Linked DNA regions of Mus musculus: regions 1 and 2 are each linked to region 3. The links are chromatin loops, found by intact Hi-C in ENCODE. Cell type or tissue: left cerebral cortex. All regions are shown on one strand. Each heading gives the region's core, and the rest is flanking DNA. Links, peaks and the distances in the headings are about the cores only.

Region 1 (4,681 bases), core at 1,463-3,962, 230 kb before region 3:
GAGAGCTATTTCAGGACTCTGACAAATGAGCTCGGGCAGACAAGGAGTAAACAGAATTAGGTCAGACATGAACTTATGGGAATCAGTTCTCTCCTTGCACCATGTGAGTCCTGGGGTTTGAACTCAGGTCCTCAGGCTTAGTGGCAACTGTCCTTACGTGCTGAGGTATCTGTTCAACTTGATAAGCATCTTTCCTATCTTGTCTTATGTTATCTCTTCTCTTTTTTTCCCCTCCCTTAATTCCTTCCTTCCTTCCTTCCTTCCTTCCTTCCTTCCTTCCTTCCTTCCTTCCTTCCTCTCTCCCTCCCTCCCTTCCTCCCCCCTTCCTTCCTTATTCTCTCTCTCTTTTTCTCTCTTCCTCTCTTCCTTTCTCTCATGTATCTCTGCATTCACCCATCTGTCTGTCTGTCTGTCATCTTCTATACACGGTTTCTTTACTTAGACATGATTTTGCCACAGGCCTTGGCTTTATGCTTGATCTGCAGAGCTTCCCCAGTGCTCGGATTAGTCTGACAAGCTTTTTTTTTAATACCTTTTTTGGGGGGCTGTTATTTATGTAGCATGAAATTGCCCTTCTAAAGCAAATGCTTCAGTGATTTCTGGTATGTGTTCATTGAGTTATGAAGTATTTGTTTTGAAAAGCTGTACACTCAAGGAGAGAAACAAGAGTCTTTAGCTGTCCTTCCCGGAGCTACAGCTTCAGTCCTGTATGGGAAAGTCCTTAAACAGCCATGGCTTTGTTGAAAGAGCCTCTTGACTCTGGGCAGGTTCTGAATGACTGACTGTGCTGGCAAGTTTGGTAAACTGGTGGGAAAAGCAGCAGCATTATTTTATGAACCACAAACTAAAATGCTAATTAATGCTAATGTCTTAATTGTGTAATGTGTTTCAGAGTTTTGAAATGTTTTCTGGTGATATAGATGAACTACACCAAGTAGTAAAATAAGTGTGTGGTCAATAATATTGACTGATGGCACAATTATATCACTCCCCTTCCCACAAAGGCTCAGGAAGCATTGTAAATGAGGGTAGAAGAGCCAGAGGTCAGGGAGGACAAACAGTGTCTTTTAGACATGATGGAACTGATACATTTATGGGCTCATAGGGGCAGTGATTTCCTGCGCAAGACCTATACAAGATCAAGTGAGTCAACACTTCAGCATGGAGTGAAAGTGGGTTCCCAACTCTCACCTCACCCCACAGGCTGTCGAGCTGTTGACAGACGATGACTTGTTGGGGAGGGATAGTCAGTTAGTTTCTTTAACAGGTGGCTCCTATTGTGTTGATCATATTACAGTGTATGGCTCTACACCCAAGAATATATGGACAGCTCAGATTGGAATCAGTGGGTTACAGAAAACACAACAAACAAAACAGAATATTAAGTCGGGAGTCAGACAGATCTGGGAGGAATTGGGGGAATTGAGGGAAGGGTAGGGCTGAATATAATTAAAATATTGTGTACATGTATGAAATTTGCAAAGAATTATTGAAATATAAAAGCTAAAATATTGAAATCTTATTAATATGTTCTTGGCATTAGTGTGCATATTAGTTTACACATTTGCAAAACAGGGAGCTGATATTGTGAATAAAAAGAACACACCCAGTGGGGGGCAAAAGGTCAACTTTGACTTATGTGTTGGAGGAGAGGGACATAGATGTTAAGGAAAGGTTTCAGCCCAGAAGAAAACAGAAGAGAATTTCTCAGAAGATCCCATTTCTCAGCTGTCCATTTTGAGCAATGCAGCTGCAGTGTCATTAGGACACTGTGGCCACAAGGTGGTGAGGAAAGAAGTCAATTTCAGAGAGTTTGCCATGAGGCTGTGGAAGTGTGTGTGTGTGTGTGTGTGTGTGTGTGCGTGTAGCAGGGGGTGGTGGTGTAGGGAGGCAGCAATAAGGACAAATAAAGAAGCTTAGAGAAGAGTCTGGAGAGTATGGCTAATAAGATGCTTCATTAGCATAATTTTTGGCGGGGGTGTTCCGTGATGGCTGATGGCTGGGGTAGAAGGCAAGAAGCACAGTTGTCTACACGGACTAACTATGGCAACAATTTAAAGTGCTTAAGGACATGTGGACAGGAAGGTCCAGGAGTACCCGCAGTGAAAAGAAGCAGAAGAGAAAGCATGCATACTTTCCAGAGCCAGAAGATCTGAGGTTTCTGAGGTTGTCTCATCATGGGCAGGATGACTGGAGTCGAATGATCGATCACTAAGGCAGCTTGTGACCTCAACTCCTAGCACAATAACCACGTATGCTATGTGTTCAATAAACAACAGTTCTGAGTAAGTAGATCACAGATCATATGCATCTTTTGCTCACTGAACAGCTTAGCAGAGCAGTGTGATAAAGTCGAGGTCTGATACGGGGTCTCCACGGTCCTGACCCAGGGCTCATTTCTTTTAGTGATCTTGTCTTAGAATTTGTCGTCTGTGTTCTCTTATTCGGAGACACCATCCTGACCTCCTGACAGGCTTAGGCAAAGGGAAGTTCAAATTCAGCGTTTCCCTTTCTAAGATGTGTGGTCAAGGCAAATACAGAACCGGCTTAAACCTCTGCTGTGTCAGGTGCCGAATGTTTTCTCCTTTGTAGAGTAGTATTAACTTCAGAAGAGCTGATCTAGTGCTAGGGTCTCCAGGACGCTGTTCACCAGTGCTACCACAAGATGGCAGCAAAGGAAAGCATGTGCCTGTGAAGAGGCCCTTAGGCCCAATCCTAAGGCTCTCCAGTGGGTTCAGAAAGCAGATCTGCTCTGATAGGAGTTTTCACTGTAACCTCCCCGCCCACAGGTTGCCTCCACTATTTGGTTATGCATCCTCACCGTAACGTTCTGAAGTTTATGTCGCACAGATCACACTTCCATTTGGGGTCTGTTTAGCCATCTTGGAAACCCATGACTGTCATTAAAAGAAGTCTGGTGTCTGTGAGCTCTTGTAGAGAGCAGACTGAGGGCTTCAAAGGCTGTGCGAATTTTTAGTCTGATTAAGGAAAAGGCAATAACTGTGCCTTAGTTAGGGTTTTATTGCTGTGAACAGACACCATGACCGAGGCAACTCTTTTTTTTTTTTAAATTTATTAGGTATTTTCTTCATTTACATTTCCAATGCTATCCCAAAAGTCCCCCATACCCTCCTCCCCACTCCCCTACCCACCCACTCCCACTTCTTGGCCCTGGTGTTCCCCTGTACTGAGGCATATAAAGTTTGCAAGACCAATGGGCCTCTCTTTCCAATGATGGCCGACTAGGCCATCTTCTGATACATATGCAGCTAGAGACACGAGCTCCAGGGAGGGCACTGATTAGTTCATATTGTTGTTCCATCTATAGGGTTGCAGACCCCTTTAGCTCCTTGGGTACTTTCTCTACCTCCTCCGTTGGGGGCCCTGTGATCCAGTAGCTGACTGTGAGCATCCACTTATGTGTTTGCTAGGCCCCGGTTTAGCCTCACAAGAGACAGCTATATCAGGGTCCTTTCAGAAAAATCTTGTTAGTGTATGCAATGGTGTCAGAGTTTGGAGGCTGATTATGGGATGGATCCCCGGGTATGGCAGTCTCTAGATGGTCCATCCTTTCATCTCAGCTCTAAACTTTGCCTCTGTACCTCCTTCCATGGGTGTTTTGTTCCCATTTCTAAGAAGGGGCAAAGTGTCCACACTTTGGTCTTCGTTCTTCTTGAGTTTCATGTGTTTCGAGGCAACTCTTATAAGGACAACATTTAATTGTGGCTGGCTTACAGGTTCAGAGGTTCAGTCCATTATCATCAAGGTGGGAGCATGACAGCTTCCAGACAGGTATTGTCCAGAAGGAGCTGAGAGTACTACATCTTCATCTGAAGGCTGCTAGAATACTGACTTCCAGGTAGCTAGGATGAGGGTCTTAAAGCACAAGCCCACAGTGACACACCTACTCCAACAAGGCCACACCTCCAAATAGTGCCACTCCCTGGGACAAGATATTCAAACTATGACAGACCATATTGTAGCAAAAGCACATACGGGATTTGTTGGAGGAAACAGAGAGTTAGAAGGGCATAGGTGACATTGCTCAGCAGCCCAGGGAGGAATCTCTGGGTTACAGCTTTCTGAAGGACAGTATTGGTTTGAGATCTTATTGCCACAGGCTCAGTTTCATGAGATCATCAGATACTGGGTATGATCTCGTGAAGAGCACAAGTCAAGCAGTTCCTAAATGGTTGCCCTAGTGATTGCAATATGCTTTGTGTAAGCTATTTAAAAAATGATTGGGGTATGAAAATTTAAATTTGGCATGTGTGAGTTTTCAAGTTAATGAACTCAGCCTCTAGTGAAAAAATAACCTATCCAGCAACCAGTGTGCAGAGGCTGTCTTTGGCTCACTTATAACCACTGGGAAAGCCTCTGTGTCTGAGCAGAGAGGCTGGAGAAAAGAGGCTACTCTTGTTTCGAGGCAGCCACATTTCCCTTGGATGAACAAACTTGGTATTCACAGCAGTCTCCAGCTGAACATCTGGAAGCTATTCCCTAGACTCCACACTGAGCTCTTCAGAGGTCCTCATGGTCTAGATTCCAGCTCTGGGATGTGCTAGACACCCTGACCTTTTACATTTTCCTTTGTGCAACAGGAGTAATGACCAACCTATGTGTGCTTTGTAGGAATCATGTGACATAGCTGCACGAAGGACCATTGCCATGTTTGACAAGA
Region 2 (4,681 bases), core at 1,463-3,962, 720 kb after region 3:
GGCAGATCAGTGCTGTTCAAAGATGGCTCACAATACATTACAGACAAAAGCTAGGAGTAAATGGTCAAAGATGCATGCACACACACACACACACACACACACACACATGTGTGTGCATGCACACATAGTCCTAGCACATAAATGTATTTCTAGGGATCCTTTTGTATGCAAAGGTATTACTCCACTGAGGTGAGGATGGGTAAATGAGTCCTTTACTGCAAGTAGTTTGAAAAGCACTGATAAGAGACCCACACCTAATTGTAACATGACTGATCATTTTCATATGGTGATACAAATATGATGCCCAACTAACTCAATATCTCTTCATTGGATATTGTGTAACGTTATAGGAAGTGTGAGTTTAGACTGCATGGTTTAAAATCCTATTTCTGTACTTACCAACTCAGTGACTTTATCCAAATTCTTTATTCTTTGTGTGTTGGAAAAAAAATAGGTACAATAAAACCCAGCTCCTGTGAACATGATACTCATTCTCATGTATATAACACAGAAAAAGAGAAACTAGAGAGAGGGTATACTGCATGTGGAGTAAAGTACAAAAATACCTGTGATGAGTAGAGGGTTGTATGCAGAATGCTAAGACCTATGCCTTACAGGCACAAAGAATATATTTCAGGAAGGGTCTGAAAAACAAGTGAAATAGATAGGACAAGTCCAGATGCTAGACAGCTTCCAAAGCATTCATAGAGGTTTCCAGATTCAAAGAAATAGTGTCCCAGGTACCCATTTAGAACCAGTGTCGCACTGCAGTCTGTGGATGCCATGTATGTCTTTGCTACTCTTCCTGTTCCTGGGATAAAATACTCAGGCAAATGGGACTTAAGGAAAAAAGGTTTTATTTGGCTCATAGTTCTAGGATACAGTCCATCATGTTAGATAAACTATAGGAGCTGGAGCTTGACATCACACCCACAGCCAGAAGTACAGAGTAATGACTGCTTGTACTCAGCTTGCTTCCTCAGTTTTTATACAATCTAGAATCCCAGCCTAGGGAATGGTGCTACCCGAAGTGGGTATGTATTCCCATCTTATTTACCCTAATCAAGATAATCCACCACAGGCATATTTCCAGGTGATTCTAAATCTCACCAATTTGACAACTGGTACTAACCACTACAGTGTATATAATTCTAGGTGACGGTGGCAGGCACCATCCACTCTGACTAGATGATGGTAGAGAGTTCCTACAGCCTCACTGAATATCTGTTGTGCATAATATGGTGATCCAAGTAGTTTTTCCAGAGCCTAGGAGAAGTATTCATGGGGCACATTTCCTATTATCTCTGCCCAATACCACCCTTATCTCTTGCTTTACTCACCTTTTATTCCTTGCTTTAGATCTCTTCCTTGAAGACCTTTAGCGGGTCTATGAACTGGGTTTATTTACTCAATTATTTAAAACTCTTTCACTGAATGCCCAAGAGTGTGCTAAGTACACAGTAATAGCCTTCCAGCATCACATGGTCACCTACATCATAACATCTATTACATCATTTTGTGATGACATACCTACTAGCATGTCTCTTCTACTAGACTGTCAGAACCTTGAAATCAAAGTCTCTATTAAATCATGCATATGTGTCTACTTACATATGCACGTGCCTGCATTCCCAACACTAAGAAGCAGGAAGGTCATAAATTTGAGTCCAACTTGGGCAACACAGTGAATTGGAGGTTATCCTTGCTACCTAGCAAGACACTATCTAAGTGGGTCGGGGGGAGCAAGGAAAACCTGTCCTTTGGAACAAAGCCTGCAATGTAGATGTTCATTAAATGTCAGCTGTTTGGTGTAGGATAAATAAGATTAACAAGTAAATAATATATTTGCACAATCCATCCTATGAAATACATGTAGATGGCTAATAAGGAGTTGACCGAGGTAGAGGAAAACAGGTGTGGGAGCAAATTCATAGTCACTGCCATATCACCATTTTGGATGTAGATATTTCAGATTTGGTGATGTGTTGCAATGTTATTTTAAATTCTTTAGGTGTTCTAATGGACAAAGGGTCTTGTTTCTACATATAAGGCAACCCCCAGTCTCACAGCAGAAGTTCTCAGAGGGACCCAGTAGAAAATAGACTATGATTAAGTCTGATTATTAAAATATAAAAATGATGGGGGGAGGGAGAATGAGGCCTTTTGGATATGAGAAACTAGTCCCATATTCATTACCCACCAGTTGTTGTCATATCTGTCTAATTCCCTTACCAGCAGAAGAACAGCAGCAGAATGTGGCAAATATGTGTGATATAAAGACTGAATGAAGTCATAACTGAGAGGGCTCTGCTTGGTGCCTGGTTCATAGTAAGTCCTCGATTCATGATGGCTTTAATGTCAAAGAGAAAACGTGAGATACAAGGCAGGAAGAGAGGAAGTAGCAGAGGAACACTGATTGAGGCTAGGGAGCTGTGTGGGCTGAATAATATTCTCTATATCCATGGGCCTTGCACATGCTGGTCACGGAAAAAAAAAAACAGTTCAACATGTATTAATCTTTCTCTTCTGCCTAGTATAACTTACAAGATGTCAATCCTGAGGCTGAGGTCTCCAGAGCAAAGAGACAAACGCTGAAGTTCTGAGACAGAAACAAGGGCACCACCTACTGCCCAGAATAAACATTGCCCTTGCTTGCCTCCTGCAAGCTAATCCTTTGCAATACATCTGAATTGGCACTAGGGCCATGAGCAGGTGTGGAAAAGGTCACTAGCAGGAAGATGCCTTGCAGAACATCCCCCTCTAAAACACTCTCCTCCTTCTCTCCCTCTCCCTACGCATCCTAGATGGCAACTAATGGTGCTGATTGTTCGGCAGATTCAATTGCCTCTGCACACTTGTACTCTGCAGATTAAGAGCTCGAGATGGGAGTTACAGAAATTGGCTCACAGATGATCGAGCTCTGCTTCCAGTCCCCTCTCCATCTGCTTGCCTAGCCCTGTCCTTGCACAGTGTGATTGATAGGCATCCTGGGTTGCTCTCCCTTCTGGGGTTGCACTACCTAGCTCCTACCATCCCTTTTTTCTGGTGCAATTCCATTTTTTTCTTTTGTATTCTCATTCCATTTTTACCTTTTTTTTCCTTTTAAACCAATGTTCAGTGCCATAGTATGAGCACCAGGATCCAAGGAAGGCTTAGTATTTGCTACTGTCTGAAACCCCTCATTCTTGCTTGTGAGATAACTCATGTCTACTCATTTTGAGAGATTCATCACAGAGTTATACCTCCTAAGAATGACTCTTCAGTCATCCCACACCCTATATAGGTTCAGGACTCCCTTACTTTTGCATGTTTCTGCTTTGGAATTGTTCATGTCCATTGTTCATCCATAGGCTGTGGTCTCTGGAACTCTCCTGGGATATCTGTATTATTTATCCTTTTATATGGCATAAAACTACCACCATTACTGTTGGCAGTGTAATAGAATTGATCCGTTTATTACATCATTGATAAGCCAGTGCATTAGTAGAGCAGCCTATTGTAATCATGACTCTGACACTCACTAGTGGGTGCGTGACTTCTGGCCAGTCTCTGTATATGTGATGAATATTCCTCCTCAGAAAAATCGAAGTACACACATATGTTTCTAGAGACACAGAGAGATGAATAAAACAAAGCAGATGCTGTCCTAAGGTGACCTAAGGCTTAATGTGACAGGAGACATAAAATAAATAAGGAGTGGATTACAACACAGGATGATTTCTGAAGCATAGAGTATGAACTTCTATATCAATCTGGATTGTGGATTTGACAAATAAACATGCAAAATGACAGCAATGAGTGGGTGTAAGACAATAAGAGCAAGGTAGGAGGCACTAGAATAGTTATTGTGTGAGGAAGGGTGGTCCAAAAATGCTCTGCCATTGGTAAATAAGAGAAAAGGCCACCCTGACCTGTTACATGGGTTAGCAGTCCTACTGTAGGAAGATGTAATCTTCCTGCACAATTTCTCTTGTATTTGCTTTCCTGGGAAGAGAATATACAAGGTCCCTGCCAAGTGCACACACTATATCTTGAAGCAGCTTCGACCTTCTACATTTGACATCTTTCTGCATGCTCACTGAGCTGAGTACCTAATCAGATACTTGTAGTTCTTCTCTCTCTCTCTCTCTCTCTCTCTCTCTCTCTCTCTCTCTCACTTGACTGGAGAGATTGACAAATATGTTTCTTGCTTCTTCTCTTCTGACCTCTATGATCATCACTTTAGAACCTGAAGATAATTTCCGTATAACAGAGGGTGATCCAAGAGCAGCGGGAGCCAGTGATAAAGAGACATCATCAAATTCCCATTGTAATTTTGAAAAGGTCATTCCAGCTGCAGCATGAGCAGCGTGTTGGAGGGAACAAGCTGAACAGAGGAAACTGTTAAAAATGCTGTTGCATGAAGCCAGTGCGTGACAACAGTGGCCTACACTCAAGTAACAACAGTGAGTATAGGCAGAAATAGGGTGGCAGAGTCAATTGATCTTAGCAACTAATTAGTGTGGGTCCCTGTGGAAGAGGGAGGGTTCTTCAGCTTAAGTTCTGGCTGTCGCGTTGGCAACTAGAGTTTGCTGATGCCATTGTCTGTTACAGACAAAAGGAGCTTAAATGGGGTAGGAAATGATGATGTGGTTTTGCCATGTCACAGCTACAATTTGTTAGAGGGCAATCAATGAGGAAA
Region 3 (4,681 bases), core at 1,350-3,849:
AAAGAAAAGGAAGAAAAGAACAGGGGTGCTTGGGAGAAAGTAGATTTACATGCTAGGGGTTCAGACATCTGTGTCCACAGAATTTGAAGTGCACAGCTTATACACTGTATAATATTATACAATCCCAGGCAAAGGCCTTAAGGCCTTCTTCAAGGGACACTCTACTATGCGTCAAATATTAAAAGCTTGGGATATTTTCCAGAGAATAGTCACCATTGCCTATGGTGCAGAAAAGTTCACCCACCCAGCTCTCAGCAGGGCTCTTATCTCCCTGTTTCCTGCCCAATGATCCCAGCTACATGCTTTAGATACTCTTAGCTTTTCCTGGAGGAGACACTTTGAAGAGCACAGTCAACCAACTAACCAGATAAGCAGCCGCAGCAAATAGACACAGCCAACATGAAAGGAAAAAGACCCCCAATCCAATTAAACCCCAGAAGGCAATGATGGGAAAAGCTTTCTATTGGGGCTAGTGATCTGCAGATCATCAGTCATTTGCAGTGGGATTGCCCACTATACATGACTAGAAGAGTTTTAACATCAATCCAATACAACAAGAGTAAGCAGAGATGTTGAGAGCAGGACAGATGCATACAAAACGGCCCCTAGCCAAGCACCTCACAGTTGCTTTCTTCCAAAATTGAGTCTGTTGATGTTTCCCTCTGTAAACGAGAAGCCCCCACACCCACTCTCCCTGCTAAGTACCAGATATTTGTTAAACAAAGTGTCAGGCCATTAATTATCAATTGGTTTTAGTGAATTTAAACAACAGATTCTTTGTCTACCTTCCCAGCCAGAGACAACGTGAACTTTGTTCACATAAGCACATTCATATTTAATGAGGGAGAGGAAAAGGGAGAAAGGAGAGTGACAGAGTTGGAGACTTCATCTAAGTATTTCATTAAAGACATCTACATTGAAGCGTCTCTTTTAATTAATAAAAACTTATATTCTTTGCCAAGAGTCTGCCATCCTGAAATTCCTGAGACCTATTTATTTATGTATTTATTTATTCAGAGATCAGGGGCTGGGCACTGTAATCAGAGACAAAACCACGGTAGATCCCCAAGGGCACTAACATTACCCAAATAAAATCCCTGTCATAGGATTGAGAACGATGGGGAGGACCTATTGGAGGGCACCCAGCACTGCAATTCCATGTTTAGCAAAGATGAAATCCATTCAGAAACAAGCCAAGCAGAAAGCCAAGTGAAGAAACCCTTACAGCAATCTGCTGTGAGTTAGCAAAGCGCCACAGCTCAAATCTAGGCAGTTCTCCTCTTCTGTGTGTCCTGTAGACTTTGGGTGTCAGTGGAAAGGCTTATGTTAGAGGACAATTACCAGCCAGAGTAGAAGAGTAAAGTTAGCCGTTTTGTTTCAGTTATTATGAGCCTTGACTCCCCCCCCCAGCCCCCCCGAGACGCACAAAGCCTAAGTAAGCTAAGGAAGCAAACTTACAAGAATGCCCCCTCCCCAGCTCTCTAGAAGTTATTTCTAAACAACCCATGGGAGTGGAGCTGAAAAGCAAGTGCAAGCAGGAGTTACCTGGTTGATGGAAAAGACCGCTAGCCTGGGTATGAGTACTTGAAGGGTGACTTGCAGCAAAGATGTGCCCAGGCCGGCCAAGATGGCCCAGGTGAGAGGCAGGGGAAGCATGCTGTAGGTGGCGAAGAGTGTAAAAAGCACGTAGCCTATGCCGTCGCCCAGAAGCCCATAGCCCAGGCCTGCTGCCAGAATCTGGGTGGTCATAGCCACCCAAGTGACCACGCCGCTGTATTGCAGGTAAGTGTGGGAGGTGTTGTCCTTCCTGACCACCACGAGGGCGCAGATCACCACCTCGATGCCAGTGAAAAAGCCTAGCAGGATGCCCTTGAGAGGGTCCATTGGAGCCGAGGCCAGGCTCAAGTGCAGGACTAAAAGGGTGAGTTTGGTTAGTACATCCAACACGTTCATCACTACCTCCGATTTGCGCCTCTGGCCCAGGAAATAGCGTTGGTAGAGGCGCTCCAGATCCCGAGACTTGAAGGAGTTGCGTAGGGTTGGAAAAATGACCCCTCGGTAGCTGTATCCTCCATTGAGGAAGAAATCCGAGTTACTTGGGGCACAGTCAAGGTGTAGGAAGCCCAAGTCGCCCCCGCCCCCGCTGCCACTGGCACTGCCGCTCCCGCTGCGTTCCGGAAAGACTTTGGTGCCACCGGTGTTGTGCGCTCGCTCTCCGGGGCCCAGAGAATAGAGAGGCAGCACCGAGTCGCTAGACAGCTGCGGCGCGTGGTGATTGGGTCCACTGCCCGCAGGGTTCGAGGCTTTGCGGGAGACCCCGCCGCCGCCGCCGCCTCGGTGCCCGTGGATGAAGCGCTGCTCCGTGATGTGCCGCACCGCCGTCTGCCACAGCAGCCGCTGCGGCCGAGAGCCGCTCCCGTCGTCGCCGGCCGGGGGCGTCGGTTGGATGGTGTAGAGTTCCTCGCTGCCACTAAGGCAGTGCACATCCGAGAGCTCCATGGCTTGGGTCCGCGGGGAGGGAGGCACAGACACTGGTTGTGTCAGTTGGTGATAGGGGTTCCTAAAGACCCAAAGGCCGCTTGGCAGCGATCCCTTCTTTCCTAAGCTGTTCGACTGCAGGAGCCCTGAGCAGGGCCCCCACAGGTCAAGTCATAGTGAGCCCAGGAGCAAGGTGTTCCTGGTAGAATGCAGCGGACCCCTGTGTACTGGCAAGCCACCTTCCCGCCAATCAGCTCAGCTTGGATACGCAGTGAAAGTGGTGGCTGTTTGTCCGCGAAATCCTCAGCGCTCTGAGCCACGCTGTCCCTTTCTGCGCTCCAGCCCCCTGGCTGTCTCTAAGCTCAGCGTCTTGGCGCAGTCTTCCTTCTCCAAGAGGCGCCTGGGCGCCGCGCTTCTGCTGCGCGTCGGGCGGGTCCTGGCTGCGGCACTGGACTCTGGACGCCCACGTCTCGGCGGCTGCAGAAAGGCTGGCCAAGGGTAACCGATGGCTAGGATGGGTGCTAAGTTAGCAGCTGTGGCGGCAATCATCGCCCTTCGGATAACTCCATTGCGCCGGCATGGGGAGCCGGGGCGGAGCTGGAGGCGGGCGCGATGAGGCAGGAGGTGTGGGTGATGGTGAGGCGGCAGGGCGCCCCGCGGGAGGGCAGGAGAAAGGTGGTAGCCTTAGCACTAACAAGTCACCAAACAGTTAATTTGGAGGTGTGCTGAATGAAGCTCTCTCTTCGGTTCCTTCCTCATTGTGGCCACTTCCAGAGCAAATACTGGCAGCGCGGGTTCTGGACTGATGCATTCCTCAAGGAAGATCGTGGCGCTGCTAGCCCCAGGGTCCCAGCCTCCGCTACAGGACTAAGTCACCGCTGCTAGTAGCGATTCTGATGGGTCGCAGCACACAATTCCCATTCCCTTCACTTCGCTCTTTGGAGTCCATTGGGCCTGCCAGACCCCAGGGGGTGTGAGGAAAGCACAAGTGGGAAGGGTAATAAAGCCAACAGCTGAGTTCGAAGAGAAGCCACAGGAGCGGATTCCTGAGCCTGAGAAACGAGCCTTGGCGGGTGAGGCGGCAGGCGAAAGGTTTGAGCGAGAAGAGGCTCCAGGCCGAGTGGAAGTCGATGAGACGCCTCCGGATCCAGGGAAGCGCGGGGCTACTTGGGCGCTCGGAACCGCGCAGCGGGACCGGAGCCTGGGAGGAATTTGGAGACCTGTCAGAGCGGTCAGACACCCGCGGCGACTTAAACCCGCCCCCGCGCCAAACCACGCCCCCGGAACCCAGGATGGGGGTGGGGGAGGGGTGGGGGCTGGGACACGGAGGCACCCAGATCTGCACAGGACGCCCCAGGTCTTGAAGGGCCGCACCGGTGGGTCGAGCGAGCGCGGGCTGCTGGAGCCCCGAGCCTGGCAGCTCTGCGGTGGAGCGCTCCAGCTGGCCGCGCCCGCTGGTTCCTCCGCGGTTCTTTTTTAAGCACTGGCTCCTGCCCTTGGCAGGTGCAGAGCCAGGATCGTAGGCCGCTTTGCCCACGAACTCTTTGAGACCAGAGACGCGCACTAGAGGGGCTCATTTCCGCCCTCCCCACTCGAGAGCGATGTAGTGTGTGTGTGTGTGTGTGTGTGTGTGTGTGTGTGTGTGTGTGTATTTAATGCCAACTTTCAGATTAAAACTAAAATCCTCTCAAGAAGCCACTCTCATAGCGGTGGGCAGCCTTTTACTTTTCTCTGCTCCCGGGGTCTGGGTAGTAGAGGGTATTAGGATGGGGGCGTGGTCTGCATATTTCGAATACTAAATTTGACTGGGCTGTCAAGAAAGGTGCGAAGGAGGACCTTCGGAAAGGCATTTCCAGGGGCCTCCTGGAGGCAGCATTCCTGCCTGCCTAGGTATGTTGAGGGTCGCGGTCAAAACCCAAGTTGCCCCGCAGCGGTTCTTGCATCAGCATCCAATCCAGCGGGGTCCTTGGAGTCTGGCTTTTCAGGGATCTGGTAGCAGTACCAGTCTGGAGCCCCATTCTGCAGGTGGTGGAAATCAACACCTCTGCCACAGCGACTGCGGCTGCAGCCAGTGAAGCTCGGGCCCTGAACACAGTCAGCTGATGGTCAATGACGTCAGGCTCTGGGCGCTTTCGCAACCCCGCGGCGTCCCATGAAAGCCTAAATGACCTGGCCAAGCGGTCTCCAGGACACTATTCCCAAC

Evidence for each region. Peaks named below come from ENCODE experiments on the same cell type or tissue, not always from the same donor. Only the 100,000 strongest peaks of a DNase experiment are listed, where the experiment ranks them.
Region 1: it touches region 3 in a loop (3-fold over the local background); 8 of 42 quality-filtered maps call a loop at or near these places.
Region 2: it touches region 3 in a loop (10-fold over the local background); 18 of 42 quality-filtered maps call a loop at or near these places.

Annotation. Positions count from the first base shown.
Region 1 is chr15:64,684,726-64,689,406 of GRCm38, forward strand. No RefSeq gene overlaps it. Among named protein-coding and RNA genes, the nearest start is that of Gm30691, 56 kb to the left of the region's middle. In left cerebral cortex, for the core only: a CTCF peak has its summit at 2,661 (motif pointing right); a DNase peak (open chromatin) is centred at 2,668.
Region 2 is chr15:65,635,068-65,639,748 of GRCm38, forward strand. No RefSeq gene overlaps it. Among named protein-coding and RNA genes, the nearest start is that of Gm23907, 57 kb to the right of the region's middle. In left cerebral cortex, for the core only: CTCF peaks have their summits at 2,657 (motif pointing left) and 2,869; a DNase peak (open chromatin) is centred at 2,633.
Region 3 is chr15:64,918,607-64,923,287 of GRCm38, forward strand. It overlaps Adcy8 (adenylate cyclase 8), which reads right to left and starts at 3,690. Exons shown (of 18, transcript NM_009623.2): 1 at 1,546-3,690. The coding sequence starts at 2,499. In left cerebral cortex, for the core only: a CTCF peak has its summit at 2,447; DNase peaks (open chromatin) are centred at 1,693, 2,189, 2,440, 3,070 and 1 more place; H3K4me3 peaks cover 2,500 bases; H3K27ac peaks cover 2,352 bases.